2 separate regions of the Homo sapiens genome follow, and region 1 is linked to region 2. A link is a loop called in an ENCODE intact Hi-C map of the cell type or tissue named here. Cell type or tissue: gastrocnemius medialis. All regions are shown on one strand. Links, peaks and the distances in the headings refer to the core of each region. The heading gives the core; the rest is flanking DNA.

The links. A loop is a pair of places that touch in the nucleus more often than their neighbours do. Peaks named below come from ENCODE experiments on the same cell type or tissue, not always from the same donor. Only the 100,000 strongest peaks of a DNase experiment are listed, where the experiment ranks them.
Region 1: a loop joins it to region 2, with 5 times the contacts of the local background. A loop is called at or near these places in 19 of 110 quality-filtered maps.

What each region holds. Positions count from the first base shown.
Region 1 is chr4:168,876,671-168,892,684 of GRCh38, forward strand. It overlaps PALLD (palladin, cytoskeletal associated protein), which reads left to right. Exons shown (of 22, transcript NM_001166108.2): 11 at 14,252-14,387. LOC102723331 (a long non-coding RNA gene) reads right to left here and starts at 953. Exons shown (of 2, transcript XR_007058358.1): 1 at 1-953. It also overlaps the pseudogene RNU6-853P. RefSeq lists enhancers at 969-1,553, 4,517-4,766 and a silencer at 1,235-1,474. In gastrocnemius medialis, for the core only: no CTCF peak of the experiment used is centred there; a DNase peak (open chromatin) is centred at 6,351; H3K27ac peaks cover 2,097 bases.
Region 2 is chr4:168,829,673-168,845,686 of GRCh38, forward strand. All of the region lies in intron 10 of PALLD (palladin, cytoskeletal associated protein), which reads left to right. LOC124900809 (a long non-coding RNA gene) reads right to left here and starts at 8,907. Exons shown (of 2, transcript XR_007058361.1): 1 at 3,065-8,907; 2 at 1,854-2,044. It overlaps LOC102723331 (a long non-coding RNA gene), which reads right to left. Exons shown (of 2, transcript XR_007058358.1): 2 at 14,706-16,014. RefSeq lists enhancers at 2,011-2,871, 11,319-11,833. In gastrocnemius medialis, for the core only: no CTCF peak of the experiment used is centred there; a DNase peak (open chromatin) is centred at 8,495; H3K4me3 peaks cover 129 bases; H3K27ac peaks cover 7,825 bases.

The sequences.
Region 1 (16,014 bases), core at 6,309-14,308, 49 kb after region 2:
AATTCTTTGTATTGCTGAGTCTCTGAAGGCTTGATTTTTGCCTATGGATAAGAAAGTTTTGGGGTCTGATTTTTAGTTTTAAAACGTTTATTGTCTATTCATAGATAACTTGTTTTATCTGCTTGTTACAGTGCCGCCTTCTGTTGAAGTTTCTTTTGACAGCTATTGGTCCCTATGTTTACCTCATGTGAATAAAGGAAAACATCCTGGATGTACAGCAAAGTTTTTGAGTAAAAGAGTGAGATATTAGATCATTGCTAGCTGCTTACTCTTATTTCAGAAATAAAAATTTGAACTATCTCTTCTCAATGGTAAATATTTGGGGAATTAAATATACATCATTACAAAATTTTTGCTATTGTTTATTGAACACCTACCTGTTATAGAAGTCACTTGTTTACATGTGTTTGAAATAACATACAATATCAATGTGTATTAAGGTTTGTGTAAGAAATTCGCAATTCAGTTTACTACTAAAATTTTGCATAAAGACTTTCTTAGGGGACAAATGTAGAGATTAAAGTAAATTTTTTAAAAAATCCACCTGTGGTATTTATTGAATGTAGAGTTGACAGCACTGAAATAGGCAAATTGGACTAACGTAAATCTGCCAAATATAACTTCAACCAAGTGTTTTTTTGCTTTTAACTTTCTCATTTGATAGAATTCTTTTACCAAAAATTGGCTACGAATGAGAGGACTGAGAATTGATGTCGAAACGTTTTTCTCTTAATATTTCTTGATCCGTTAAAAACAAATTATGGCTCCTGGAAGTCAGACAAAATTTCCATCAGGATTTGTAAACTGGTTGGGATCACCTTATGTGAAACTTAAATGAGAGTGAAATGGGCGAGCATACTTCACTGACTTAGCGCTTGGTCCAGAATGAACTGCTGGCCCCACACTTGGGCCTGCTAACGTGTGCCCGTTCCCTGGGTGTTCTCTGCAGCTGGCCTAAGTGCCAAGCGATGTCCACAAGCTGAGCTCACTCCTGGAATACACGTTCCTGGCCGTTCCATCTCTGAAGGTGTCACTTCTCTTTTTCCCCCCAGGGACCCTCTGAAGCTCCAGCAACTCCAGAACCAAATCCGACTGGAGCAGGAGGCCGGCGCTCGGCAGCCTCCGCCAGCCCCGCGCAGCGCGCCGCCCTCGCCCCCCTTCCCGCCGCCGCCCGCCTTCCCCGAGCTCGCGGCCTGCACGCCGCCCGCGTCCCCGGAGCCCATGAGCGCGCTGGCCTCCCGCTCCGCCCCCGCCATGCAGTCCTCCGGCTCCTTCAACTACGCGCGCCCCAAGCAGTTCATCGCCGCGCAGAACCTCGGGCCCGCGTCGGGCCACGGCACGCCGGCCTCCAGCCCCAGCTCGTCCAGCCTCCCGTCGCCCATGTCCCCGACGCCGAGGCAGTTCGGCCGCGCCCCCGTGCCGCCCTTCGCGCAGCCCTTCGGCGCTGAGCCCGAGGCCCCGTGGGGCTCCTCCTCGCCGTCGCCCCCGCCCCCGCCACCCCCGGTCTTCAGCCCCACGGCTGCCTTCCCGGTGCCCGACGTGTTCCCACTGCCGCCGCCACCACCGCCGCTCCCGAGCCCGGGACAGGCGTCCCACTGCTCGTCGCCTGCCACCCGCTTCGGCCACAGCCAGACGCCCGCGGCCTTCCTCAGCGCTCTGCTGCCCTCGCAGCCGCCGCCGGCGGCCGTCAACGCCCTGGGGCTGCCCAAGGGTGTCACCCCCGCGTGAGTAACCGCCGCGGTCCTCCACTTCCCTGCCCCTCCGCCTCGGGTCGCCCTGGGACTCCCACATCTCCATACACGCGCTCCCATCAGCCTGCAACCCAGAGCGCCCCAGTAACATTTCACACATTTCTCTCCGTGCGATGTAAAAATTCTTAACGGCAATTTGACTCAGTGATTCTTGCGTAGCCACTTAACATTATCAAAATCAGAACTTTTTCCTCTGAATTAATATGAGATTCTCATCAGGAACTATTCAAAATCTATGCAGTGCCCTCTCTTAATCATTATGGGGGGGGGGGTGCTTAGCTATCATTTATTGAGCACTGTGCTAAGCAACTCACATGTATTATTTCATTTGATACAACATTCCTAAGAGGTAGCATTGCCCCAGTTAAAGTACTGAGGAGTCTAGGAGTTAAATAAATTGCCCAGGGTCACATAGCCACTAAACCGAGACACGAATCCATGCTCTCACCACCAAACTATGTGTTTTATTATAATATTTCATGCCAGCATTACAATGGATGTGAAGGAGTTTGGTTATTAAGTATATACTTAGTGTTTTTGAAAAACCTTAATTAACAGATTTAAGAAATAAGCCTTTGTGTAAATCTAGTGATTGACTGGAAGGGGGCAAAAGCATGTAAATGTCTTTATGTTTTGATGTAGATAAATGAGGGTGTATGCAACCTAGTGGAGAAATTATGATGCCAGTTTTGTCCCTGGCCTGTGACCTCGAGATACATTACATGCCTCCTCTATCTCTTTCTGTTTGCAGGTGATCTAATATGTCTCTCTTTACATCACAGTGATGATGTGGCAGCCCTATGAGGTCTTTAAAATGGAAAATCTTTGAGGATAAATAACACCTACAGAAGTACAGTAAAATCCTCAAAAAAATACAGTACAGGTGTTAGGCATGTTTGGTTGAAGAGTAAAATGAGTAAATGCTAGTACTTACTCATTTTACTGAAGATTTCAAAAATGAGGAAGTGCTCACAAAGGTTAAGCCAGCACCCATATCTCAACTCTTCCTTCTGAAATCCTACTTCAGAGTTTGCCAGAAGCATACTATTGTTCAGAGAGAAAAAGAAGGAACTCTACTAAACAGTAAAAAGGAGAAGATCTTAGAATTCAAGTTATTTTCATTCATCTATAAAAGTGTTCCATTGCTAGGATACACTAATGCCACCTTAAAGGCAAGCATTGCTATGTCGGGCCTCGACAAAGGTGTACCAGGCAGCTTCAGTTAGCAATGCTTCTTTTGTTGGGCACTTCCTAAATGTTGATTACATTAATTTGAAATGTGGCTTCTTCTCAAATCCTTATTGGGTGAAACACAGTCCAATGAATATATAAAGAAACAAGTCCAAAAAAGGAGCCAAATATAGTAATGATGTGATAATGGACTTCTGTTGAAAGTTGTCAGTCAACTTGTCTGAGGAGAACCTTTGTCCTTCTCCCTTGTTTTTTCTCTTTGAGCTTTTATTTAGCTGTTAGAAAAGGAAGTGTATTATCTTGGTACAAAGAAGCTGTTAGAGAGACCCAAAGAGCCAGAGTTTGTTGCATGACACTTTTTCATCCTCTCTCATTAAAAGGGTACCAAGTCTTGCTTCCCAGGAAGAGGAGTACTGTGTAAATAATCTGTTCTAATATTTCTCTTATAGAATTTGATCAAAGATTCGTTTTTCAAAGGTGGTGATGATTGTGCCATTTATCATTTGTAGTAGAAACAGCAGTTTGTGCTGATCAGTGACTTTGAAACCTTCTTAAGATAAGCAAGTTTTAATGGCTTACCTCAAGTAACAGGAGCACTTGCTTCTTGTCAGCATCTATCACAGTGACTCATTTTATGGAGTCAAAATAGCTTATAATTGTTACCACAAGAGTCCAGTCGTTCCTGCCATTTCTTAAAAATTAATGGAGAAGTCGTGCCGATTTTGTGGCCATGGAAAACTGTACCCAAAGATAGTGAAGTGCTGTGACATCAAAGTGGCAATACCAGACTACAGATTTTTAGCTCCATGCCTGCTCAGTAAGCCATTATTATGTGGTTACCGTTTTGTCCTCAAGGAATTTTCCTGTTGCTAAATCACGCATACTTGAAGAATTCATTATTTTGGTTTGATAAATGTGTCTTTTGAAACATGTTTTTCCTCTGGCATACTATGGGATCTGTCATTTGCATTCTGAATTAAAAACAAAAATGTTACTATTTTTGTTTACCATAATAATCCAAATAATTTGCCAAAGATTGAGTGTCCCTATCAGGGCTGCCATGACTTTGGCATCCTGGAACTTGCAGGAACTGCCAAGTTATCATAAGATGTATATATTCAGTTTCACTTATAAGTGTTATTTCTTTAGCTGGATAGTTTTGCCATATATATCAAGTACCAACAAATTGGTTGATTATATGTAACACAATGAAGTAGAAATTCATTAGGTTTTTTTCACTTGCCTTGTTTTACCAAAATCTTAAATGTAAATTTCCAATATCTTAGTTTTCTTTTCTTTTCTTTTCTTTTTTTCTGAGACAGTCTTGTTCTGTTGTCCAGGCTGGAATGCAGTGGTGCAATTGCAGCTCACTGCCACCTCCGCCTCTGGGTTCCAACAATTCATGCCTCAGCCACCTAAATAGCTGGGATTACAGGTGTGGGCCATCACGTCCGTCTAGTTTTTGTATTTTTAGTAGAGATGGGGTTTCACCATGATGGCCAGGCTGGTTTCAAACTTCTGACCTCAGGTGATCCGCCTGCCTTGGCCTCTCAAAGTGCTGGGATTACAGGCCTGAGCCACTGTGTCCAGTCTCTCTTAGTTTGCTTAATCATACTTGTATACTTGCTGTTTTATTCTGTTTGTTTCACACTGTTCTTATTTTCATCTGTAGACAGGAAGGTTAGTAAGTACTAAGTTTCTAAACAGTCTGTGGAGATAAGGTTCTGTTTTTCATATGTTTGGGTAGCAGAGGTCAAAGCAGGGAACAAAGGTCATGGATGTCAGTGATAAACCACAAAGCCGAGGCAAAAGACAGTAAATCTGGGGAAGAAAGGCATTTGAGGAACTGTATGTATAGAAGTTCCCCAGACCGCAGTCAACCAACTGCATGCTGTTCTGTGAGCCGGAGAGAGGTTGACTGCGGTCTGGGGAACTTCTATACATACAGTTCCTCAAATGCCTTTCTTCCTTTATGCTACATCTTCCCCAAATTTACTGGGGTCACTGGCAAAATATTGCCCTGCACAAAGCTGTCAACAGATACAAATATTAAGTTGACAAACTCTTTTAGATGGAGGCAGTAAGGAGAGCATGCCTTAGAGAGAAATCTGTTTGCACTTTTATAAAATTAATGTATTCTATTCCCCTCACTATTGCTGGTAAGTTGGTGTTACAGCCTCCATTGCTGTAACCATGTTTCTCCACATAGTAAATCAGCCCTAAGACACAGAAGAAACCCAGAAGATTTGGCAGTGCCGACAGGCATAGTGTGGCAGTTCTGCTCTGCTGGTCTCTGAGTGGCCATACTAAGTCTGAAGGGTGAATCAGATCAGACCCATCCCTGGAACCAGACTGGCACTGTTTCTTTTGCCATCTTCACATTCTTGGAATCTGTGCTCATAAGGGAGTGCCACATAGCCACAGTGCCACAATGTTGTATGCTCTTAACTACCTCTTTTATATAAGCAGGGCTTTGGTTTGAAATGTTGCCCCATGTTTGTCACAAAGAAGAGCATGTGTCAATAAGAGCTTTTATACAGATGTATTAATGACAGCTTTTATTATATAGGCCCACAGCTCCTTATGGACATTATCTCATTGTCGCTCTCTTTCTCCCTCATAGGAAACGGGTAGGTGGGGACACTATCATCGTTACTCAAGAGGTGACGGGATTTCCCAGGGTTCTGGAAGAAATGCCTGAGCAAGGAGAGCATAGCGTGACTTAGGTTCATCTCAAATAACTCTAATGTCTAACATTTCTTGATTAAAGAAAGCTGTTGTAGAAGCAGCAAATCAGAATCCCCGAGTCAAGGAAAACTTTGTAACAAATTTAACTGTACTTTAAGATTCATGACACAGGGCATTTTCACCAGTTTTCAAGTCAAGACTGTGGTTAGATAGTAACCAGTGAAAAAGAATCCAACAGATACAAGCCGCAATGTACTTTGCAGACATCTCATCTACCTATCTTTCTCCTATTTTTCAGGAAACAGATAGTGGGGGGCTTTTCATTCTCTGACCTGAAGGGGTTGGAGGTGTTATTACTGGGCTCATTAGGGTCCAGTATCTTATCAAGTTGTATCCAATCCTGGACAAGTATTTACCAACAAATTAGTAGGCAAGGCCTCCAGGATCTGCTGCGACTGGGTTATTCTGTTGAAATGTCTCTGCCCCTGGGGCAGCTCAAAATCAGACCTGTACGGCTGTGTACCAAGTTGTACAGAATGAATGAACAGAAGTAACCCGAAGCCAGTGGATCACGAGGTCAGGAGATCGAGATCATCCTGGCCAACATGGTGAAACACCATCTCTACTAAAATACAAAAAATTAGCCGGGCATGGTGGTGTGCACCTGTAGTCCCAGCTACTTGGGAGGGCTGAGGCAGGGGAATCGCTTGAACACAGTGGGTGAGGTTGCAGTGAGCTGAGATTGCGCCATTGCATTCCAGCCTGGTGACAGAGCAAAACTCTGTCTCAAAAAAAAAAAAAAAAGTAACCCACGTGCCTTTGTCATTTTCTTTTTTAAAGAACCCAAAATATAATATGAGGAGAATTTGATATTACAATAAAGTTATCTATTTTCCTTTAAATATGAGCTTAAGTTACCCATTTTTTGTACTTTAACAGCCTTTGCTTTACCGTAAAATTCAGTAAAAGGAAAACAGAATTGATATACAAAAGCTCAGTTTGTATATCTTGGGCTCTTTTATATATTAATACATTACATTCTTGAATATAAGTGATATTTAAATGCCAACATGTTAATGAGTTTGCTCACTCTGAAATTTTGTGGAATTTAGTTACCATCAGATTTCACTGAATGTGAGAAGAGTAGAATAAGAGGACTTGTAATAGTTAAATTCTCTGGTTGATTCTGGTACCTTATCTCTTTAATCAATATTGTGCTCTGGAAATTTGAGTTTCTGAAATCTGCTCACAGAATTGACCTGCAATAGCATATCAAGGGAAGGATGCTTTCAAGATTATTCAGTAGCCAAAAAAAGAGACCTCTTGGGATTTGGTGGTGATTGAATCTGGAAAATTTTACCTTCCAGATGCTTGTGTATATGTTTGAGATGTTTTTATCCCAACCACATGAATATTGTTTTTAAATGACAAATGACTTACTGTTAAAGCCAGAGTAAACAGATCAGTAATGTTTTTTGTACAGTTGGGCTGAGTGTGTATACAATGAAGTATTTAGTGCAGGAGGCCTGTTACAAATTGTTTATTGGTTAAGGTTTGCCTCTGAGTATGGATTTTTGTGAAGAGTTCTGGTTTTGGTAACTACTAACTTTGAATACTATTTTATTTTTTTTTAATTGTGCAAACCATCAAAAAAAAAAAGGAGATCATGTCTTTGTCACCACTCTTTTTATTTCCTAATGAGTTGCTACTCTTCATTTATCAAAAGAAGGTGCCACTTCAGGGAGCAGAACTACAACCATCTTACATTAAACTCTAACATAGCATTAGTTTTATAGGAAAACAAACTCAGTTGCCAAATTTTTGCCTCAAAACTTATAACTGCTTTTCTTTCCTCATGCCTCCCCTTTCAAAATACTCCACTTTTATTTCTAACTCTCACCTTGCATGCTACCCCTAAACCCTGTCCTCAACTTTTAATTTCGTAAAGTGTTTCTGAATTACGTTAGTCCAGTGAGATGCTCTGAAAAAGAGAAGAGGTTCCATATTAGAATAAGTGTGAGAAAACTGTATTCCATACCTCTTTCCTCAGGGTTCACAGTGCCCATCCGTTGGCCCTGCCAGGCTGGTTCTGGTCACAGGACCTCTGCACTGCCAAGCTCTCCCTGTAGGTCTCACATAGCCAGCCACTTCCTATGGTTTAGGCCACCACTGTAGAGTCACCTCCTCAGAAGTCTGATGGACCACACTGTCTGATACAGTCATCTGCTCATACTTCTGTCCTTTCATTGCGTTTACCACCTCCTGATATGTCTTGCCTTCCATTCTTTTCTCTTATCTCTTTCTGCCATATCCACCATAAAAATACAATTTTTCTAACTATTGTGACCTAGTTCAACATTGTATTTCTAGCACCTAGAACAGAGTTGAACACTGAGAAGGCAATCAGTAAGGGTTATTTGCACATTCTTGTAAATTCTGGTCAAGAATTCTTGGCATCTTTTTAAACTCCTTCCCCTCTTCCATTCTGTTTATCTCAGCCAATCTTGTCTCTGTGACTTACTTCCATGCTGAATATTTTCTGTTTGCCACTTCAGATCCACTCTTACTACACCAGGCGCTGTTCTAAGTGTTTAGTACACATTAGTTCATGTAGTTTACCCAGTGATCGCATCAGATACGAGCTGTTAATACCCACATTTTACAAAGGAGGAAACTGAGACATATGGTCATTAGGTCACTAGCCCAAACCACACAGCTTTTAAGTGGTTAAAACAAAACAAACAAACAAAAAAACAGGTTATCACGTCTGTTTCTTTATTCACGCTGACTCTGAATTTCTTCTTCTTCTCCACTCTACTTGTCTACATCCTTGTCATCTTTCAAGGGCTTATAACTTGCCTCTTTCATGGAGTCTTCTGCAGTCATTCTAGCCAGCACTGTTTTCTGTTTCTTTTTTATTCCCATTGCATCTAGAATTGGTACCACATGGTTTGCTCCTTAACTTATTCCCCAACTTGGTTATTAGCCTTTGTGATCAAGGACCATCCTTTAGGATGTGGGGGGGTCTTTGCCATCTCACTTAAATAATGTTGAGTGCTTGCTTTGGCAGTGTGAATACTAAAATTGCAATGATACAGAGAAGATTAGCATGGCCTCTGTGCAAGGATGACACACAAAGTCATGAAGTACTCTGTATTTTTAAACCATATAGCCTCTATGAAACTGCCATTTTTGTAAGTTAAAAATGTTCAAATATTAATCGTTGTAAATAATTGCCCACTGGAATGTTTTCTTATTCCCCCTCAAGTTTCAATTTCAAGCACTGACTGCTAAGATTGGCATGTCTCCAGCCACGTACATTTGCAAAAAGTCAGATTTGCAATGTAATATGTCATGGAGCTCATGCTTGTTGAAGAGAATCTTTGATAGGCTGGACACATTCATTTTAGTAGGAGGCAGAGGTGGCCTAACAGCAAACTCTAGGTTCAGGATCTAATTTTCATAGCCTTCAAGGATGAATGCAATATAAACTGTGTAGTAGATTGTGATGCTCATTCCAACTAGGGAGGCAAGCATTTGTACCTGCTATCTACAAGGCACCAAATAATGCATGTGTCACCATTGCTATAAATTGTCCTCTTCCAGGACCTAACTATTTGGGTAAAGAACCTACAGTTCCCATCACCACCTATGTATGTATGTACAAACATAAATTAGTCCAAATTCTAATTTTCTCTTATTTTTCTTTGTGGAAAAACAGATAAGAAAGCTCAGTAAAGGAAGATATAAGCAATTAATGTTACAGTTCTTCAATATAATAATTTGAATTAAATGTACTAAGAAGCAAAAACTATTAGTGTTGAGACTATCATGATGAAGCTTTTGGTTTTTTTAATATATTTTCATTTTTATGCATAAAATCTTAATACATAGAATTCCATGATGTCATCAGGCATTAACAATCACTTACCTTAGAAACCAACTCTTTTTTTCTAGGCTTAACAGGGTTTGTATTAATGTATTGGCCTAGCACTGGGCCCTGCTAGATGCTCAATAAATATTTGTCTAATCACTATTAGACATTTTAAAATATCTTTTGGCTGGGAACAGTGGCTCACACCTGTAATTCCAGCTCTTTGAAAGGCCAAAGCAGGAAGATCCCTTGAGCCCAGGAGTTTGAGACCAGCCTGGGCAACATAGGGAGAACCTGTCCCTACAAAAAATGGAAATTTAGCCAGGCACAGTGGTATGCACTTATGGTCCCTGCTACTTGGAGGATGACTCAGGAGGATTGCTTGAGCCTCCTAGGATGTCAAGGCTGCAGGGAGCTGTGATCACACCACTGCATTCCAGCCTGGGTGACAGAGCAAAACCCAGTCTATAAAAAGAAAAAACATATTTCAGTTTATTTTTATTTCTGTGTTAATTGTTTAGAACCAAGAAAATATGAGTACCTTAAATTCTGTAAGTAAAGAGGAAAATGTCTTTAACATTGTAGGAAATTAGGAATTAAGTAACTGCCCTTCATACTGGTAATCTTGATATGTTGAAGGAAGTGACTTGTTATAAGATAGAGGCCAGGTATGGTGGCTCATGCCTGTAATCCCAGCACTTTGGGAGGCCGAGGCGGGCGGATCACGAGGTCAGGAGTTCGAGACCAGCCTGACCAACATGGTGAAACCCCATCTCTACTAAAAATACAAAAATTAGCCAGGCGTGGTGGCTCATGCCTGTAATCCTAGCTACTCAGGAGGCTGAGGCAGGAGAACTGCTTGAACCTGGGAGGCAGAGGTTGCAGTGAGCCGAGATGGTGCCACTGCACTCCAGCCTAGGCAACAGAGTGAGACTCTGTCTCAAAAAAAAAAAAAAAAGAAAAAGAAAAAGTAGAATAATCAGTTTTTACTTGAGCCAAAGACTAATTGTAATTATACCCTTTGAAAGGATAAATTACCCTTGTGGCAGGGACACAAACCAAGGTGACAACTCTATGGAATGTTCCAGAGCAGTTGTTCTAAGTCCCTTTAAGAGTCAAATATACTGAGAAATGCTTCCCAAGGAACAGGACTTATTCTACAGTGAATAGACAGGTATTTTCTTGTCCAAGGGAACTTGTGGCTGACTTTTAAAAACCAGTTCTCCGCTCCTCCGATTGAGATGACCTGTTCTGACCTTGATGGTCTCCCTGTCTCCCCTTTCTTTTTCATTTGTGCTGAGAACACAGCTCTTAGTGTAGTCTACCTGCAGAAACACAGTGGTGCCTTCTGTCATTGAAGGCTGCTCATCAGCACATAGTTGTTCTATGGTCTACATCGCACAGGCTTAGAGTAATAATGGGAATGTGTGTGTTCCCAGTCCTTGCTGATGTAACAGAGAGCTGGCTGCCTTCAGTTTACCTTTAAGATGACTTCAAAACCTAGCTCTTCTAGTTCTCAGATGTAAGGCTGTAGTGAAATGCAGAGAACTTCACTTCCAAAATTGTATAATTTTTACTTGTCCTGGGCCTGACTTTTTACATAGGGTCTGATTTCACATGGCTCTGGCACAAGTTTTCTTGACTGAGGAAGGGAGGGGAGAGAGAAATCAGAAGTAGAGATGGACAGTACATCCATTCACTCATTTCAGAAATATTATTTGAGTGTCTGTTAACAGCACTGTGATTAACAAAGGAGCCATGGTAAGGGAGAGACAATATGAAAAAATAGTAGAGTGATAGATGCTATCAGGAAAACAACTAATGGGACAAGCTTAGTCAGGGACATCCTTTCCAAGGAGTCATTAAGCTGAAGACTGATGATAACAACCCCAGATAAAGGAGTAGGAGGGGAGAGAGGTTCCAGGCTTGGGAAAACTAGCAAACTATGCACGTGTTTGTTAAAGGATTCCATGGTACTAGAAATTGAAGTTATAAATAATTCCTATGGTTCTTACTGTCTCAGGGTCTCCTTAAATATCAAAATGAGTTTGTAAAGTCTAGTGTTACCTTATTTGAACTTCAGGGCAAATGACTAAAAGGGACAAACCTAGAATAGCAGGTTTTAATCAGTTAGCATATTTTCCACTGTAGGTATCAGAAGACTCAACTACAAGGAGATTCGATGCACAGGGTTTACTGACTTATGAAACAAGTCTGGGGTAGGGTAGTTCCATGGTAGGTTAAGACAGTGCCCCCAAAACATTATCAGGGCCCAGGTATTCTCCATCTTTTCAGTCTATCATCATTGGCACATATGGGTTCTCCTCTTACAGTTATGGAGTGAACAATGCCGCTTTTGACATTGCATTTCTGACACAGTGATATCCAGTGAAAGAAGAGGGGCATTTCTTCCTTCTGTTTCTTTTCAGAGATGAGAGAATTTTAACTAGAGCACCTCCACCCTCTGACTACCCCCCACTCCTCCAGTCTCATTGGCCCAGGCTATATCGCATGCCTTTGGCCAAACTAATCACTCTCGAGGGGATTGAGACCATTTAAATTGGCGTACATTAATTACCCCCTGAGTCTGGGGAGGGGGATCACATTTCTATAAGCACATTGAAGGGTGAACACTCAGCAAAATTAGGAAAAAATTCAGCAAGGAAACAAAGGGGAGTGGCCAAGAGGAAAGAACAGCTGTTGGGAAGACCAGGAGCACAGGCCTCAGGAGTGCATGGCATCATGACTTAGGAGGGACGGTGGCAGAGTCTTTACAGGATCCTCAGAGTTTCTGCTGCATACTTAGTGACTGTTTTGTTCCCAGCACTGGTGGGTGAAACCGTGAACCCAGTGTTTAGGTACATTCTTAGCCTTACTTGTGCTTTCTACTGTATCAGTGAAGTGACATGAGGCACACAGTGCCTTGACGCTTTGGCAGTAAAGTTTTGTTTGTTTGCTTTATTTTGTGTGTGTGTGTGTGTGTGTGTGTGTGGTTTTTTTTTTTTTTTAGACGGAGTCTTGCTCTGTCGCCCAGGCTGGAGTGCAGTGGTGCGACCTCGGCTCACTGCAACCTCTGCCTCCAGTGTTCAAGCAATTCTCATACCCCAACCTCCCAAGTAGCTGGGACTACAGGCGCCCACCACCACACCCAGCTAATTTTTGTATTTTTAGTAGAGACGGGGTTTTACCATGTTGGCCAAGCTGGTCTCCAACTCCTGACCTCAGGGGATTCACCCACCTTGGTCTCCCAAAGTGCTGGGAATACAGGCGTGAGCCACCACACCCGGCCTGCAGTCAACTTTTTAAACTTTGAAATATCTTATCATGAACTATGTAATATAAATAAGGAAGTATATACAATTTATACGTATACCTCAATAAAATGAAATTCTTATCCATTTCTAGTACCTTTGAAGCCCCCATTTGACCCTCCCCAATTGCATCCACTACTCTCCCTGAGAGGTAACTGCTACCCTGAATTTCTGAGTTAATGATTCTCTTCTCTTCATGGTTTTACCATGTATGTATGCTCCCCTCAGTTTCTTTCTAAAACTTTTGCATGTAACACCTAGAGAACTTGTTAAAACACAGATTGCTGGGCCCCAACTCTGAATTTGTGATTCAGTAGGTCTGGAGTGATGCCAAAAATCTGCATTTCTAACAACTTCAGGTCATGCTAATGCTGCTGGTCCAGGGACCACACCTTGAGAACCACTGCTGTAGCAGGGGGCTGTTTTGCTTTTGCCTGTTTATAAATACAAGTATATCATATATATTCTTCTGTGACTTGCTTTTTTTCACCGGAACTTTGTTTTTGAAGTTCAGCTTTGTTGATATGGGTAGCGATAGGTCAATTCATTTCCCCATTGCTTAGTATTCTATTTCTCATTAATTTTTGTCCACTGCCCTATGAGGGAAGAGGAAGAAAAATAGGAAGCAACTTGCTTAAGGCACCAACAGAAGTGATTCTGTACCCCTCAAGCATCCAGCACCAATGACCCTTGGCTCACACAGCTCAGGTCATTGTTGCTGCCTTTGGAAGGAAAGAGGCAGTGAGATATCACCTGTCCTAAGAGCCCTGGCCTCACCAGAAGTTCAGGAGGCTTTGAGACACCAGGCACAGCAGGACCTGCAGACCTCCCAGAGCCCTCTTGTATAAAATAGACCTCAAATAACATTGGCCTACCCTAATCAAATCAGGATATAAGGGGATGGAAGGGAAGGTAACAAACTTAATATTGATTTCAAATGGGCTAGGCACTATTGTTGAATAATGATTACAAAGCACTAGAAGACTGAATAAAAGTATGATAAAAATACGTTCTCTTTCAACCTCTCAACATTCATATGTGGTATATATTTTTTTAAAACTTGCCCAAGGTCACAAACTTAATACGAGATAGAGTCAGATTTTAAACCTAGCTCTACTTATAAATCATATCATTCTTTCACTTTATGCTGCCGCCTCGCTAAGACTTAAATGTAGGCCTTCCCCATCCTTGGCATCTACCTACCCACTAAGGCATACTCCCCTAATGTATGTGAACCTTCTCTGAAACCTGGATCCAATTAGTGTTACCTGAACCAGCTTTCATGGTTCTTTCCATCATAGTTGCAACAGATGTAGCATAAAAAATAGTGGGAGTGACATGCTGATACCTTGCACTGTCTTTGTTGGACTTGAACGTTTGACTTGGATTTATATGCCTGACAACTAACTATACTGCCTTGTGTTTTTATCCTGCAGAGGATTTCCAAAGAAGGCCAGTAGAACTGCTAGAATAGCCTCCGATGAGGAAATTCAAGGCACAAAGGATGCTGTTATTCAAGACCTGGAACGAAAACTTCGCTTCAAGGAGGACCTCCTGAACAATGGCCAGCCGGTACTGATAGATTTGGGACCTGGACTTGGAATGTTAGCTACCCACATACCTTTCTTCCTTTCTCTAAGACTTAGGTTCTTGATATTTGTCCACAACATCATCATTATTATTATTATTATTTTTGAGACAGGGTCACACTTTGTCACCCATGCTGGAGTGCAATGGTGTCATCACAGCTCACTGCATCCTTGACCTCCCAGGCTCAAACAATCCTGTGACCTCAACCTCCTGGGTAGCTGGAACCACAGGCACATGCCACCATGCCTGGCTAATTTTTTATTTTTGTAAAGACAGAGTCTCCCTATGTTGCTTAGGCTGGTTTCAAACTCCAGAGCTCAGGCGATCTGCCCGCCTTGGCCTCCCAAAGTGCTGGAATTACAGATGTGAGCCACTGCACACAGCCACATTATTTTATTACCCTTGAATCTCAACATTTCTCTTGATATTAGGATTTGAATCCAAAGACAAAAGAGAAAACGAAAGGCCTTCCTTCTATTCAGTCTTCACTGCTTTCTCCTATGCAAAAAACCTTTCTAAGAGTGAAGAGAGTAAGTGGGAAAGAAAGGAAGAAGGAAGGGCAGATATCTGGTTGGGAGAGGAACAAATGAGCAATGCCAATGGTATTAAAAAAAAAAAAAAAGGAACACAGGGATTCCATTCTGGCTGATAGGGTTGGGGAGGGATGGAGAAGGTGCGCTTTGGAATGGTTTGTATCTACCCAGAAACAGCGAACTGCAATGAAAGTATCAAAAAGAGAATTTGTTTTCCATGGTATGTACTACTTACACACGCACACAAATCTACTAGAGAAACCATTGGGGAAGTTCTGTTCTTTTCTCCCAGACTACTACTAGATATTAATTCAGCATCTGAAAGAGTAAAGGCTGTTCCAAAATCTTGTTCTGGTTTGTTAGAGCAAGATAACTAAACTGTAGGAAAAAATAATTATTTTACAGCTGCAGAACTGTAGAGTACCTAAATAGATTTGGTAAAATATATAGATAAGATGTTTTCTCCACTGGATTTAAGTCTTTCCTCATCAGTTTTTGTTTGTTTTTTCATCTCTTTTGTTGATGCTATCCTTTTAAAATACTCTTTTCTTTTTAAAATACTATTTCCAGAATATTTTAAGGGGATGGGAAAAGCAAATCTAGAAAATAAGACTTACCAGGTAAAGGAGAGGAACCTTCTGTAGCTTTATTAAGGAATTGTCACTGGAAAAATTTGCCTGGCTCTTAAGTACAAGACAAGGATCTTTTTGTATAAAATCTCCCTTTCAGACACCTTTTTCAGAGTAGAAAGCTCTCTATAATTATGTTTTCTGAGAATTTTAATTATCAAACATTGATAAGTAAAACTGTGAGAACAGACCACACTTGAAAGCTGGAGAGCAGAGGAGGGGTGCTGAATGCTGATTTTAGTTTATTAGGGTATCTTAATCTGATTAAGAAAGATTAAAATTTCAATGAAGTTTTGTGTTAGTTACTCATTTCACTGAGTATAGAAGATTTTCACAAGAGGAAAATATTTTCTCCCTGAAATAAGTGATTGCATGTGTAAATGTACATACTCTGGAAGTTTTCCCTGGCTCTGTCAACTAAATCTTTTAAAAGATTAAAATAAATAC
Region 2 (16,014 bases), core at 4,356-12,355:
CTGCAGGCCACGTGATGTCATTGCTGCAGCCCTAAGGGCCCTTTGACATGGGCGTAAACAAGCTGAGAATTCAAAGAAAGGTGAAGCTAAACAGGGAAATACTGTTAGAAATATTAGAATAGGCAAAGTGATTTTCACTCTTTAAAGTTTGTGTTCCAGGACAATGAATTGTTGGTCTATCACCCTCTCAAAAATGCAAGAGATGATAATGCTTTGTATTATCCCCAGAAAGATGACTATGGTCAGTATATTATTAGGTTAAAAAAAATAGGTTACAGGCCAGGTGCAGTGGGTCATGCCTATAATCCCAGCACTTTGGGAGGCCAAGGCAGGCGGATCACTTGAGGTCAGGAGTTCAAGAGCAGCTTGGCCAACATGGTGAAACCCCATCTCTACAAAAACTACAAAAATTAGCTGGGTGTGGTGGCAGGCGCCTGTTATCCCAGCTACTTGGGAGGCTGAGGCAGGAGAATCGCTTGAACCCAGGAGGTGGAGGTTGCAGTGAGCCGAGATCACGCCACTGCACTCCAGCTTGGGTGACAGAGTGAGACTTTGTCTCAAAAAAAAAAAAAAAAAAAAAAGTTATAGGCTGAGTGCGGTGGTCACGCCTGGGAGGCCGAGGTGGGAGGATCACTTGAGATCAGGAGTTTGAGACCAGCCTGGACAACATAGCGAGACGTTGTCTTGAACAAAAAAAAATGTTTTAAATTAGCTGGGTATGATGGCACGTGCCTGTAGCCCTAGTTACTCAGGAGGCTGAGGTGGGAGGATCACTTGAGCCTGGGAGGTCAAAACTGCAGTAAGCCATGACTGCACCACTGCACTTCAGCCTGGGCAACAGAGTGAGACCCTGTCTCAAAAAAAAAAAAGTTACAAAATTGTATGGAAACAATTATCTAAGCTATTTTAAGTGTGTGTTTAAATACACATCCAAAAGCCTGGAGGACTATATTTTAGGCAGCTAACAATTTATCTCTGGGAGTAAAATCACAGGGACATTCAATTTTGGTTTATTGTTTAAAGAACAATATTTGGTTTTTAATATTTTACAGACATCGTTATTCATTTAAAAGTCAATAAAGATATTTCCGAGAGAGGAATAGACTACCTGGCTGAAGACAGTGAACCTAGCAATGCTAGTGTTAGATATCAGTAATGACGGCAGGATACAGTTACAGTACTAAACCCTTTAAACAAGTGGTCTACTGGCTATTCAAAACTAGTTAGCATTTATTGGCAGTTACTGAGTGACCACGTTACCGAAACAGCCTGGCACAACAGTAAGTTCAGTAAATGGTAGATATTACCATTCATTCATTCATTCATTCATGCATTCATTTTGTTAACAGCTTATTGTGTGTGAAAGATTTGGTCCCAGTGGCCAAGGAGCACACTCTGGAAGGAGAAAGAAGACAGAAATTGTTGTGACATGGTGTGCCAACCCAGCTACTGGAGGATTATACACAGAGCCAGGGGTGTCCTTAGCTGATCTGGTGAAAGAAAAGTTGGTGATCTGGATTTAGGGCTAAGCCCACAATCTGTCACAAATTTTGCATAGAATATTAATTCTGGAACGAATGAGTCCAGTTCCTCTTTGAAAACACTTCTACAGAAGTTCCTGTGTAGATGAGCGTTAAAATAAGTGACTCAGGGCCTCCAGTAGTTTATGAGCTAAGAGGATCACAGGATAGGATAGGGACCGGGTTCCTCAGATGTTGCTAGATCAAATGCTTTACTCTTCTCACCCTAAGGGCTCCTGAATTTAGCTTTTTATTACACAGAACCCAGTAAACTAATTAATGGAAATCTAAAAATTATCCTTCCTCTTCTTAGAAAAGAAATATACTGCATGATGATTTGTGCTTTTCGATTTAATGTCACACAATCGTTTTTACACTGTATGTGCTTTCCCTCCCCACAGCCCCAGTCCCAGCCCCAGTCTCGCAGTTCCATTCCTTCAGGGCAGCTTCCATTCTACCGTGAGTTTTTATTGCTTTCCCCTAAAACGCTGCCCTGGAGTCGCGTTTATTGGACACTCTTTAGTCTGTAAAGGAAAAAAACACAAACACCGGAGGAGAATCATCCTAACAAGCCGACAACATATCTATGGGCCTAAAAAACTTAAATTCTTTCCCGTTATTAGCACTTCTCGATCGTTCCAGGAAAGCCCGATTTGTAGCTTGGCTGCCCCAGGAAGGGGCCTGCGACCAGAAAGATGCAAAGGGCGGGACAAGGTTACGAGTGGGTGCGGGGAAGCCTCCCTAACCTGGGGGCCGCGTCCCAGAGCTGCGAGCCACGCCTCCTCTCTCCCGCCCGCCGCGCCGCCGGACTCTTATTTTGAAGGGCGGCGGGTGAAGGCTCGGAGCCTCCTGAGTCACCCGGCGGGCGAGGTATAAAGCCCGATACCTGCCCCGCGCCCGGTCCGCGGAGCCCGCTGCAGCTCCCGCTCGCTCCGGACGCGGAATCGGGCAGCAGCGGGAGGCGGCCCGGAGAGCCGAGGTAGGCGCGGGGAATCGGCCCTGAGGCTGGTGGAAGAAATGTGTGAATTAAAGGGAGTGCAGCGTGCAGGGTGGGCCGCGAGTCGGGAGTGCAGGGCTCGGGACAGGGTGGGGGCGGGGAGGACAAGAGACTCGTCAGCGCACTTTCCACCCGGCCGGTTCCTTCCCGAGCCCTCTCCCTCCCCCGGCCCGCGGGAGCACAGATCCCTGAAAGCGGAGCTCCAGATAGGAATGTCTGCATCATCTTGGCAGGGCCCAGACGGGAGAAGATGCTCTGCTGCCACGGACGATCCCTCCCGCTCTCCTAACTCTTCTCTGAACACCTCGCACCCCCACGGCCCCCCGCCCCTCTCTTAATCTTGGCCACGCTCCCTGAGGGGTCAGACCTGGGGTGGGAGAGCAGAGAAAGCGGGGCTGGCAGAGACAGGGGTGAGGGCCGGGAGAGGCGATGACATCATTCCCTGGCAGCTGGCGGGGAGAGGGTGGGGACGGAGGGGTCCCCCCGACCTGAGCCGAGCCCTCCCTTCCCAAGCCCATCCTCCTTTCTTTGGGATGGTTCACCCCACCTGGGCGCCATTCAAAGGAAGTTTGCGCGTAACTCGGGGCGTCCTTTCCCCGGCCGGGTGCTGTGCCCGGCCCGCAGTCGGTGTTTCTTCTGGGCCTGGGGGCGGCGTGGAGCCGGCGGCTCAGTCCCCTCAGTCCCAGGCCTTGGCAGCCGCTTTGTTCACGCCGGGCGCGGGCCGAACCCGAACCTCAGCTGCAGCACTGGCAGCGCGCACCGGCCACGCGTGGGTTCCCGGCCACGGCCGGGCCAACAAGGGAGGGTCCCGTGAGCAGCCAGGCTGGCCCTCCCCGGGCCTGGGTGAGCTCCCAAAGCTGGAGCGCAGGGCTCTAGGCCGGCCCCGCCCCGGGGCTGGGGGCTTCCCGCCCGTTTGTCTCATTTTAACTTTTGGGGGCAGCTCTGTCCCGAATGGTGAGTGGTCCAGACTCTAGAAAGGGGTTTGGTCGCTTGAGCCCGGATTGAGGCTTGGGACCTTTGCTCTCTTGCTGGGGACGGAAGGGGGCGCGCTGGGCAGGAGAGGGGGCGTCTCGGTCGGGTCTCCCTGGGCTCGGGCATCTTCCCACCCTGCGGAGCCGGGTCTTGCGCTGCGTGCCCCGAACAGGCCCGGGCACACCGAGTCCCGTTACTGGTCTTCAGGCGAAATTCCAGGACGGGTGTGCATTCATCAACCTGGGAGTCTCTAGGAGCCAGAGATGACTGGCTCTACATTTTAATGCGTAATCACAGAGAAACTAGCACGAGAAAAGGACAGAGGGACCGACCCAAGCTTCAGAGACATGGAATAATATGATCCTGGTTCATAAGCCTTGAAAAGCTCCCCTCCGCCAGGTTAAGGAATGGTGTCACCAGCCTTGGCTGTGAGGATAATTTCTTGATTTGTGTTATGCAGGCTCCTGTCAGGACTGTCTCCTTAACTCCCACTACCTAAGGAAAAGATAGCCAGAGAATTGTCCAGGGATTTGGGTTTGGGTTGCTTCTAGAAAGACAGCATCTTTCTTGCTATTTTTTTTTTCACATCCCCCCAAAACAATTTTTTTCCCCCTTCAGACTTGGCAGACTTTGATTTAGATAAGAGGTTTGAGTTAATTTGATTTTCCCCATGTCTGTTTAGATCAATGGATATAGGAGATAGTTTGAAGCTAATGTACCCCTATGCCTTTGTGTGAGTGTAAGATTTATAACTTGAGGGAGGCAGTTAATAAATAGCACATCCTTGAACCATAAACATACGAGATAGACAAGAGCTAGATAATAAACAGTTTTTCCCCCAATCCCTAAGCTTTACTTATTTTTTTTACTGATTCTTGTACTTTGTCATTAGAAAAAGGAGTGGGGTTGGTTTCCCAGTGACCGCATTCATTAAGAAACTGGGCATGTACAGCAAGTAGCAAAATATGCCAACATCCACACCATCTCTGGCTATGTGAAAACTTGGTGCCCTGTGTGAGGAGCATGGGGGATGGTTGGAAATAATGCAGCTTTATTTTTATTGTGATTGTTGGAATTCATGAATCATAAAATTCTGATAGCTGGGATGGTGTGGTAGCTCACCTGCTTTAAATAATGTAATAACGACAGGCCCAGTCTGTCCCAGGTGAGGACCACTGACTTAGTAAACAATAAACAGGTGTCCTACTCATAGTAGCCTTAGTGTTGCTTCAGTAGATCCTTATGAGCTCTAGATAGTTTTTAGTTGACTTTTAATATTTTTAAAGGTAACAATAGGCCGGGCATAGAGACTCACACCTGTAATCCTAGCACTTTGGGAGGCCGAGGCGGGCAGATCACGAGGTCAGGAGTTCGAGACCAGCCTGACCAACGTGGTGAAACCCGGTCTCTACTAAAAATACAAAAATTAGCCAGGTGTGGTGGTGTGTGCCTATAACCCCAGCTACTCAGGAGGCTGAGGCAGGAGAATCACTTGAACCCAGCAGGTGGAAGTTGCAGTGAGCCAAGATTACACCACTGCACTCCAGCCTGGGTGTCAGAGCGAGACTCCATCTAAAAATAAAAAAAAAATTAAATGTCACCACCTTGCATTGTACTTGATCTTCAGAATTTTACTCTATTGTCTTAAGCCTTTAAAACTTTGCTCATGAACTATATTATTTGGACTACCTTTGAGGGTAGTTGCATTTTTGCATTTTTGCAAAATATTATTTTCCCTAGGTTACAGTAAACCTTTGACTCTGTTATATTTGAAGCAACTAATTATTCCTGAAACATATAAAGCATTTCCTGGCAATGTTGGTGGAGTTCATACTGCTCAAGGTGCTGAAGTCATTATTTCAAGGGGAAATTATTAGCGTGTTCCAACAGTTCTTAATTGTCCAAACAATTGTTGATTTCCCCCCTTTCCAGATTTCTTTCACAATCATTGGGAACTATAAAAAGGTGTATTCGACATTTTCTTTTGTGTATATTTTCCACTTCAACAATTTTGTATCAAAACGTATGGCACTTTTTCAGCACTTATTTCAAGAGATCCGGATAAACTCTGAGTAATCACAATTCACTATACTTCAAAAATTGCCTCCCATTCAGTATTTTACAAATAATCTTCTACAAGTAAATGGGGAAAATAGACACTAACCATATACTTTTTAAAAATAATACATTAAAAGAGCACTAAAGCGTTCTTTGAAAGTGCTCCTGGTACTATATACGTATTGGCTCATTCTAGCAATGTTCTTTTGAGACACCATACAAGAAATGGAACTCGACCAGATTTGAGAAAAAGCTGCAGAGAAGGTGAGGATTTGTTCCAGGGCCATACAGAGAGGAAATTGAGACACTCATTTCTTCTTAGTTCAGTCTCCCAGGTGTTTAGCCCTAGATCTCTTTGAGATTGCACGAATTTAAGGGATTTTTTTTAAAAAACAGGGAAGCTCTGTTATCAAATTTTAAGAGAGGATAAAGAATTAGAGATGGTAGATGAGAAATGTTTCATCCAAAGAGTTTTTTGTTTGTTTTGTTGTTTTTTTGAGACATAGTCTCGCTCTGTCACCCAGGCTGGAGTGCAGTGGCATGATCTGGGCTCACTGCAGCCTCTGCCTCCCAGGTTCAAGCGATTCTCGTGCCTCAGCCTCCTGAGTAGCTTGGATTATAGGCGTGAGCCACTGTGCCTGGCTCAAAGAGTTTTAATGAATAGAAAACAGTGACCCATTCTTGTAGAAAAGACATGGAGATAAAATGAAATAAGGAGAGCCTGAGGTGTCAGGGAAGGAGAAAGAGCATTTTGAAACTGGTGGCAGGTACAATTCTCTGCCTAACTCCGTGGACTACTTAGGGCACAGATTTCTTCCTGCTCAGTCAGTGTTAGCTGCCTTCCTGGTTATGTGCTTTAGGGTTGACCGTAATTGGTAACATAAGCCATTCCAGTTAGGTGAGCCTCTCTTCCTTGTGTATTTTGGATAATGACTACGAGGAAACAAGATGGAAATGTGGGATGGTTAGCTAATGTCAGTGCCGAGTCTCCCTGCTCAATGCGCGTTAGCCCAACTGCCAAAGCTCTGCCACTATGGTAAGTGAAGATGGTGATTTTCAGTTTGGCAGAGACTGTTGGAAGGCGTAATGGCTTATTTGATGGAAAAGATTTCCTGCTGCGGGAGAAGCTGCCATTTGCAGACAAGGTGTGTCAGCCAGAAGAAATGAGCAATAACCGTTTTCTGGTTTCTACTGGCAAAAGCTTTGTATTTTTTTCATATAGAAGTGTTAAAAATAGATTCATAAGAAAATGCATGAAACCAAGTAAAAAGTACAGACACTGAAATTTCACCAATGAATGGGAGAGAAGAGAGCTAACCTTTGTTGAATAGTTATTGCTAACCAGGTGCTTCAGTTCTCACAAAATTGTGTGAGGTAGGCCCGCCACATTAGAGAACGGGGATCAGGCAAACAGAGATGAAGTACTGCTGGAGCGCCACGCAGGAGACTCTTAAGCTTGGCGTTGACGTCTATGACATTCGGATGCCTTTGTGAGGCTGTCAAACCTACTGCGAAGTAGGCGGCCCTCAGCTTTCAGATGGGTTGTGTTCTGATTGTGGGTTTGTAAAACTCATTGCTGGGAACCCTGAACACACTTTTTCACTGAAACTATGTCATATTTAGTGGTTTCCCAGGCCAGCCCAGAAATCATAGCTGAAGTATTCTGTCTTATTAATAGTACCATAGAACCAAACCACTATATATAACATGGTTTTTGTGGGAAAATGCACTCAGAGCTCCAACTTGAGTTTTTTAAGGTTTTTAATTCCAGTTACAATGGCAAAAGGGACTCCACCTTCTCTCTTTTTCCATTTAAGCCCTGGAGGGAAAATAAAGGTACACAGAGATACATTTCCTTTCACGTTTCCTCATGCTAACAGAGACCCCACCCTGGACTGCAGAGCGATGGGGAGGGGGGATCCTGGCAGTAGCTGGCTTTGTGACAACAGAGGAAAGAGAAGAGGGGGAAGAGAGCACAGGTAGCGGAAGAAGTGAGGTCTAGATGTCATCACCTATGGGACCAATTTTGGATGGCTTATCAATATGAGCTGCAGGCTGACTGACATCGTTTCCTTACTAAACATCATTTTTACTGAGAACTTAGTAACCTAGACCTAGACATTAATGTTACTTAGTTGTATGTTCAGTATTTTTTAAGTGAAGGTTAGTTTTTAAATAGTCTTCAGTAGTAGAAGGAAAGCACATATGTAGACATCTTATTTTTCTTTTTCATGCCAGTCTACTGAATGTCCAAACCAGCACCTATCGGTAGCTGAATACACTCAAGGTAAACCTGGATGCTAATGGATATGATTCGAATTAATCATAGAATATATACCGTTCGTTGAGTACTTCAAACCAGAAAATGTGCTAAAATGTTGAACACATTTTATGTCATTTAATCCTCACCACAATCCCACGTAGTGAGTACTATCAGCACTCCCATCTTAAAAATGATGAAAGTGAGATTTTAAGAGGGTAAGTAATTTGTCAAGATCACACAGATCAGAAATGGCAAGTCTGGGACCTCATTAATTCAACAAATATTTTTGGAGCAAGTCCTGTGGCCCAGGCTCTGTGTTAGACTCTGGGAGTAAAGCAGTGAATGAAATGGACAAATATGCCGAAATCCTTGCCCTCGTGGAGCTTATATGCCAGTGGAAAGAGATGAACAGTAAGCAAAACAAACTAAACAGCTAGTGCCTCAGATACAGTTATGTGCTATGTGGTAAAATAGATCTAGGGAGCATGAGGAATGCCAGGTTGGGGTTGCAGTTCAGGCAAGTAGAGAATACAGGCTGAAGGACAGCTGTGAGATAACAAAATCAGTCCAGGAGTACATACGCTATTGTTTCTCGCAGCAACCCATTTTATGTCGTAACACCAAATGTTGAGTACATGTCACCCTCATCAGTCACTGCTTCTACTGCAGCAAGTGACTGGGGAGGTATCCAAGAATGACTGGTGAAGGGCTTGGCCTTTTCTATCCCAAGGTCAGGAAAGATGAGGACAGTTGCTGGAGGGATGTCCTAGAGCGGCTGGGGTTTTGTGCACAAGCAGAGGGCTTGACCTCAGCCAAGAGCACAGAGCTGATTCTCCTGTAGCCCCAGAAAACAGGCGGAATCTGGGGGCACAGATGAGGGCTGGGTGGAAGGAGCAATGGAAGCTCGTGGAAGTTCTGTGTTGCTTCTGTTTTCTTAGTGGAATGGGGAGTGTGGTCATCAGTGGGGAGCGAGGGTCGGGGAGGGAGTGCGGGGCCGGGGGTGCAGTTTGAGGAGAGAGATGTGAAACAGTCACCTGGCAGAAAGGGAGCCTGAATTTAGCTGGTGAAATGTACACTCAGGATCTGCCCATGGTCAAATTCTGACTCTTAACATCCTTCCACAGTATATTGGAGATCAGAATTCTCTAGTTCACTTCTTGAGGAGAGAGATTATCTTCTAACTCCTTTTTTTTTTTTTTTTTTTTTTTTTTGCTGTGTCATTTACTTGGAGCAGAGTCCTGCACTTACTATGTGTATGGTTAATGCTTGTTGAGTGACTGCTACAGGAAACCTACACACTTGTCCAGAAATTTCATTTAAGCTTTTCGTCCTAATTGTCACATTGTTCTCTCCCTTTTCTGAAATGCTGTGATGTTCCTAGTTCCCAAAACAGTACTTGTATAGCAATTACTGTTAATTATTTCATTGAGTTAATCTCATTCCCATAACGGATTAAGTTTTAGACTAAGAAATAATTTTTTTTGTTTGAGACATGAACTCACTACCTTCACCCAGGCTGGAGTGCAGTGGCATGATCATGGCTCGATGCAGCCCTGACATCCTGGGCTCAAGTGATCCTCCCACCTCAGTCTCCCAAATAGCTGGGACTACAGGCATGCGCCACCACGCCCAGCTAATTTTTTGTATTTTTAATAGAGATGAGGTCTTGCCATGTTGCTCAGGCTGGTCTTGAACTCTTGAGCTCAAGTGATCTGACCTCTCAGCCTCCCAAAGTGGTGGCATTACAGGTGTGAGCCACCGCGACTGGCTAAAAATTCTTAATTGTATACTCTTTTGTAGTATTCTCTTGGGACCACCTAAGTCAAGCCTCATTCCCACCAGATGGTGCCCCTGTTGGGGGCAGTGAAGAAGCCTTCTATGTCTGTTTCATGACTCCTTCTTGGCTGGCACACTGTTGTGGGCGCTCTGTAGGTAGTCAATGGGAAACGGGAAAGCTACTTGCGGTTAGAATAATACGAGAACTAGATATTGGTAATCTCAGCTGAGCGAATGGCAAAGGAACTGATGAAGCAGGTGGATTCCAAGGCTAGTTAGGAGAAGGAATTGACTACAAGTGGTGTTGGTGGGATGGGAGGGGTGAGGGAGGGGGGATGGGAGGGGTAAGGGACGGGGGTGCATCAGAGGTTACTCCCAGGGCTCTGCCAGACCCTGGGTAGATGGAGCCGCCGTTTTACAGAGGTAAGGACAAGAGTTTAGTTTTGAACATTCCAAGTGGAGATGTCCAGGACACAATTATATACCTAGGCTGCCATTCTGGGAGGAGATCTGAGTGGGAGACCATGATTTGGGAATTATCACCACAGATGGTAATTTAAGCCTTGGGAGAGGATGAGTTTGCCCCCAAAGAGAGCATAAAGTAAGAAAATTGGGCTCTCCGTGTTTCAAGGTTGACTAAAGATCCTGTCATTTGACTAGGCTCTGCTATAGTCTGCAAAATCTGCCCAGGGACAGAATATTGAAGTAAATAAAGTGTATTCCAGTGAAACCTCAAATAGATTGATTCAAAACTGGAGTTAGAAAAACTTGTGGTTTTTCTTGGTAAAGCTTCATTTTCTATTTGTCTTCATAACTATAAATGGATGTATTTGTGTGGAAGATGTAGATTTTTTTTAAAAAAAATCTATTTTTGGCTCTATTAAGAGACAAAATGAATCCAAATGTATTCCATACTTCTCTCACATTGCACCATTTTGTTATGTAACAGAGAACGTTTGAGTACATACTGTCCACACCAGCAACTATAAATCTGTCCTGGCAAGTGACTGTAAGATACCCAGGAACAAGAGATAAGGAGCTCGCCTCTCCAGGGAGAAGCTTTTATTTGCAAGAGAGAGAGTGATATACAAGAACTTGCAAATGTCTTTGAAGGGCAGAAAAAATCAGCTAGGGCTAATAAGGCAGCTGTCCAAGTTCATGATTCCTTGGCCCTTCTTTATACACAACCACCAAGAGTTGTCAGTTTGCAAACCTAGAAAAGTATACCATTGTAATATCAGTTCATCTCCCGCTTTTCCAGAGCTACTCAGAAGCGTGGTGGATGCTTAGTGAAACGACCAGAGGTGTGAAGCTGCCAGACCTTTACCCAGATCAACTTCTTTGACTCAGGGTACAAATGAACAACGTAGTCTGACAGCTCACCTAAAAGTTATTTGGAATGATTTTATATTGAGAGATTTTTTTAAAGCCTAAATTTAGATTCATCAGAGCATATCAAGGTTGAGATATGTGAAAGGCAGTGCTATATGGGAGGGTCAAGTTCCATTCGTTTAAAAATACCAGGACATTTGCTGCTGTTTAGTAGGGGAGTTGGGTAGGGTAGATATCCTCACCTCCACTATACAGATTTATTTATTTATTTATTTTTTGAGACCAAGTTTCGCTCTGTTGCCCAGGCTGGAGTGCATTGGTGTAATCTCGGCTCACTGCAACCTCTGCCTCCCAGGGTCAAGCAATTCTTCTGCCTCAGCCTCCTGAGTAGCTGGGATTACAGGTGCGTGCCACCACGCCTGGCTACTTTTTGTATTTTTAGTAGAGATGGAGTTTTACCATGTTGGTCAGGCTGGTCTCAAACTCCTGACCTCGTGATCCTCCTGCCTCGGTCTCCCAAAGTGCTGAGATTACAGGTGTGAGCCTCTGCGCCCGGCCCACTATATAAATGTTTAAGAATTAACATGTATAAAGGTTGGGACTTTCCCAAGGTGAGCTGTTGGACCTGGATCTCCTGAGGCCAACTGTGTTTTTCTTCTCAGCACAGCAAGCATCCTTTGAGATGCAGAGTGATCTTACCACTTGAAAATGTGCATCAAGGGCAACTGCAGAATTTTCCAAAAGCTTAAGCACAGATGGCAAATCTGGCAAAGTCAAATTGAGAACACTGACTACATGTTCAGGAGGAAAGTTTTTAAGGGTAAATGCTTAAAAATCCTGAAGACCAGTTTATTTGGGAAAGCAATTCCAATGGAAAAGTGCGGTTGGCTTACTGAGGGAACCACACAGTGGCAGTTTCTACAACTTGGCCAGCTGCCCTGGGCTGGCAGTTGAGGAGAAAATGCAGCAGTGGGGTTGAGTAGACACCTCAGCCACGGAGTGACAGTCATTGTGTTCTAGGTACCACCTGACCGCTCTCTGTCTGCTCCTTCTGTGGCTCTATAATATCTGAGCTCCTGGGTAAGCTCCATGCAGCCTCTACAACTCTGCTTGGAGCTCAGTTTTCCTATGTGTTTATTTTGATTTTGTCTACTTATTAAGTTAAATACAAATCTGAAAATGAAAGAATAATCACCTTGGACTCCTGAATGTTTGCTCAATGTCATTTAGCTCCCATTGTTTCCTGTCACCATAGCAGTCTACTGAAATCTCTCAGCATATATTTCAGAATTACTCTGATAGTGAAAGATTTCCTATCCTATGTAGTCCAACAATTATTGGTTTATTATGTGAAAAATAAAGCAAGTATGTAGCATTTACAGAGTAATCCAGCTCCACTGTTAATACTGTCATTTGAAGAGTTAGCAAGGAATGTGATGAAGACTGAATATCTTGAAACAAAGTTTGGTTGTGCAGTTGCTCTGCTATGAATTATGGGTCTGATTCCCCTCTTTATATGTGGCTTTTGGATTTTCTTCTGCCCTTGAGGTAATCTGCTCCTCCTTTCATTCACCGTGCTTTTAGGTTTGGTTTCAGATACAGCATCCCTTCTGCTACATTCTTTAAAGTTAAAAAAAGAAAAACAATTTCACTTTTATTGGTGATGGGCATTCAACTGAAATTACAAATCGGGAAAACATGACATTCCAGCTCACAGCAGTCTGATTAAAGGTGGAACTCTTATGAAACCACAGGATCTGACTGAACATATGGATCATCTTCTGGCAAGCTTAACAGACACCTGATGTTTTCCTTGGCCATCCAGAAATCTGCATCCTGGTGTAGATATCATGAGTTAATGATGGAGTCAAGTGTAGAAATGTGTCTGGGACTTGCAGACCTCTTGCTTTGTGATACTTTCTTTTATTTTCTTAACTGGCTGAGAAAATGGCTGTCACTCCAAGTCTATCTTCTGATGGGCTGGTAGCTCTCATTCAGGCCATCCACAGCCAGCTGCCTTTCCCCAGACAACCTACATTGCCTTGAGTCTTCTCTTAAAGCAAAAAGACTAGAGGAGAGGAGTGCTACTTTCTTCTCAGCCTTGCTGTCCCTGTCATGTAAGGAGGTACTTAAAAAGCATTCCTATCCAGTTCTCTCTATCTGCTCCGTCTTCTCTCCATGCCCTCATGGAGTACTTGGTAAAAACATTTAAGTAGATGACTTTATGGAATATGATTCCCCGGTTTTGGAGAAATAAAAAGATGAATCTCAGACATCAGTAAGGGCCACATTCTAGTTCAAATTATAAGCCTGTACATAATCAGTAAAACTATATTAGAAATAAAAGCTTCTCAAAAATCCCAAGTGCTCGTTACCCAAAAAATGATGATAGACGGGGGTCCCACAAATGTGTAGTTGTGTATATGTCATAGTATACGAAGGCCAGGGAAATACATAGTGCCACCTGACCTAACCAGCTGTTAAGCATAATTACTGTGGTTTTGCCAGAAAGGAATTCTAAATGCAGGAAGGTTTGCCATTAGTGGGCCACAGAACATGAAAGACTTCCCTGCAAACCTTTTAGAAAATTTATGCTAGTTTATATTTCAGGAGGTAATACCCATTGGATATACTCTAATTTGGGAAACATGGGATGATTAATGAATTGATACAACCTCTAGACCAGGGGAACAGAAGAAAGTTTGGCTTGCAAAATCACAGGCTCCACCTGGTCAGCGCTTATCTTCCTTGTTTAGCTCAAGTTAGGTAAGTTTACCTAATACTCCTTAAAAGGAGTATTTTAAATTTATGTTTGACATTTAATGATTTCAGATAGTTCTTGGACATCAGGATAAACAAATTCAGTGTAGCACATACGTAGTATAAGAATTCTGTTGATATAATGCCGCAGTCATAGTTGTAGCCCATTATTCCAGGTAATAATGATGCTACAATTAGAAAGTTTTCCAATTGTAGTTTTGATTTGCACAGTAGTAATTGCTGTTTCTATTTTCATAGGCAAGGAGAATCCACACATGAATTAGAGGCTTTCCATATTAGGCTTTTTGGAGACATAGACATGGTGGTGATCGCATGGGGTGTTTGAGAAAATGGAGACTAATTGAATGCAAAGTATTCTGTGGGGCAAGCAGAGTAAAGAATCCAGTCAAATGATGTCAGCCAAGGATGGCAAGCCCATGCCCGAAAAACTGGCAGCAGCTCACCCATACCAAGCCACCTGAGACATTTCCTGGGCTGGAAACAACGTTACGGAAATTGAACTTCCGTGCCAAATTTACCACACCTCGCCAAAGCCTGGGCACCTCTCTTATTCATGGGTGCCTCAGGAGTAATTACAGCTTTATAGCATATCTACTAAGAACTTTAGTGAAAGTGAAAAGGAGTCGGTAACCTTGAATTTTAGCAAACTAGAGAAGGAAGATGTGGGTGTCCTTTCCTCACGCGTTAACAAGGATGCTGTTAGGTTGTCTATCTACTCTGAATCCCTACTTAGGAGGAAAGTCACGTATCTGGTTGTGCAAATCAAAGAGCTTTGACAGTTTGTTTTTTGTTTGTTTTTATTTGGGTGCAATTTTTCTAGAAGACTAAATAACCTGTAAAAGATTAAAAACCATGATTGAGTGTGCCTAGAAATAAAGACCACCCTTGACTGGGCTTTTTCTACCCAAGTCCAAGTGAACTGCTTTATCCATTTAGTCAATACATATTCAGTGATGCTGGTTATTTACAAAGTATTTTATCTACATTCTGTATTAATTCTCAACAGTCCTGTGAGATCATTGTTTATTCTTGTTAATACACATATACGCACACAGAAGAGAGAAGTGGGGAACCCCACAAGCCTTGAGAATTTCAAGAATTTGTGGATTTCAGAATGGTTGAGCAGCTCATAGCTTTTCTAACACTGAACTTTTCTCTCTCCAAGTCCCAGTCGCTCGTCAAAAACTGTGCCATCAGCGCAAGACCCTGTGATTTCTGTGGTATTCTAATTTTATCTGAGATTTATTAGAATATATGAGGTGGAAAAAAAAGTTGTGCAACAGGAGATTGGACTCTGGCATCCCACAGCGTATCTTCCCTGCCAACTTCCTAATAAAGGGTGAACTCCAAATATTAAAAAGTTATTAACGTGCTTGAAAGTCTTTCCAAATGCTTCAAAAAGCTAGCAGACACATCCAGTATCATTTATTCAGCAAACATGTACTGAGTTTGTTTTGTGCTCAGCATTCCCGACTAAGTAGGACATTGACCAGGCCATCATGGGTTAGGCTCGGAAGGGAGGGGCCCAGATGCAGAATGAATTGATTAGTTCTGTGGGTGAAACAGATTCAGTGTCCTCTGAGGAGGGACTGACCAGCTCTGCCTGGGGGAGTAAGGAGAAGCTTCAGGAGAGAACCAAGAGCTGAGAGTGGAGAGTTTGGGAGAAGGCTGAAGCTGGGTAGAGAAGCTGGAGGGGGGAGGGCTGTGTGTCCGGAGGATGGCAGGTGACTGGTGTGGCTAGAGAGGCACCGGAGCAGAGGAGGTGAGGGAGGCTTTACCAGCTGTGGAAGGCCTTGCTTTCCACACCCAAAGTGCCATGGAAAACATGAAAATGTGCTTTCTATCAAGGGATACGGTCAGAAATCGAACAAAATATTTCCTACCTGTCTATATCATTGGAGAAATTGTTCTAGGTCCTTTAAGGAATTTTAGGACCCTTACTAACACCTTTCTTCTTTTCCAATAGCATCATCTGTCTTAGATAATAGTTGGCCCTCTGGATCCCTGGGTTCCACATTCATGGATTTAACCAACCACAGATCAAAAATATTTGGAAAAACAAAACAAAAACAGTAATACAACAATAGAAATAATACAAGAAAAAAAGCAATATAGCATGACAGCTATTTATATAGCCTTTACATTAGGTATTATAAGTAATCTAGAGATGATTTAAAATATACAGGAGGATGTATGTAGGTGATGTGCAAATGCTAGGACATTTTTTTATCAGGGACTTGAGCATGTGTGGATTTTGGTATCCGAAGGGTTCCTGGAACCAGTCCCCCTCAAATACCGAGGGACAACTGTACTCA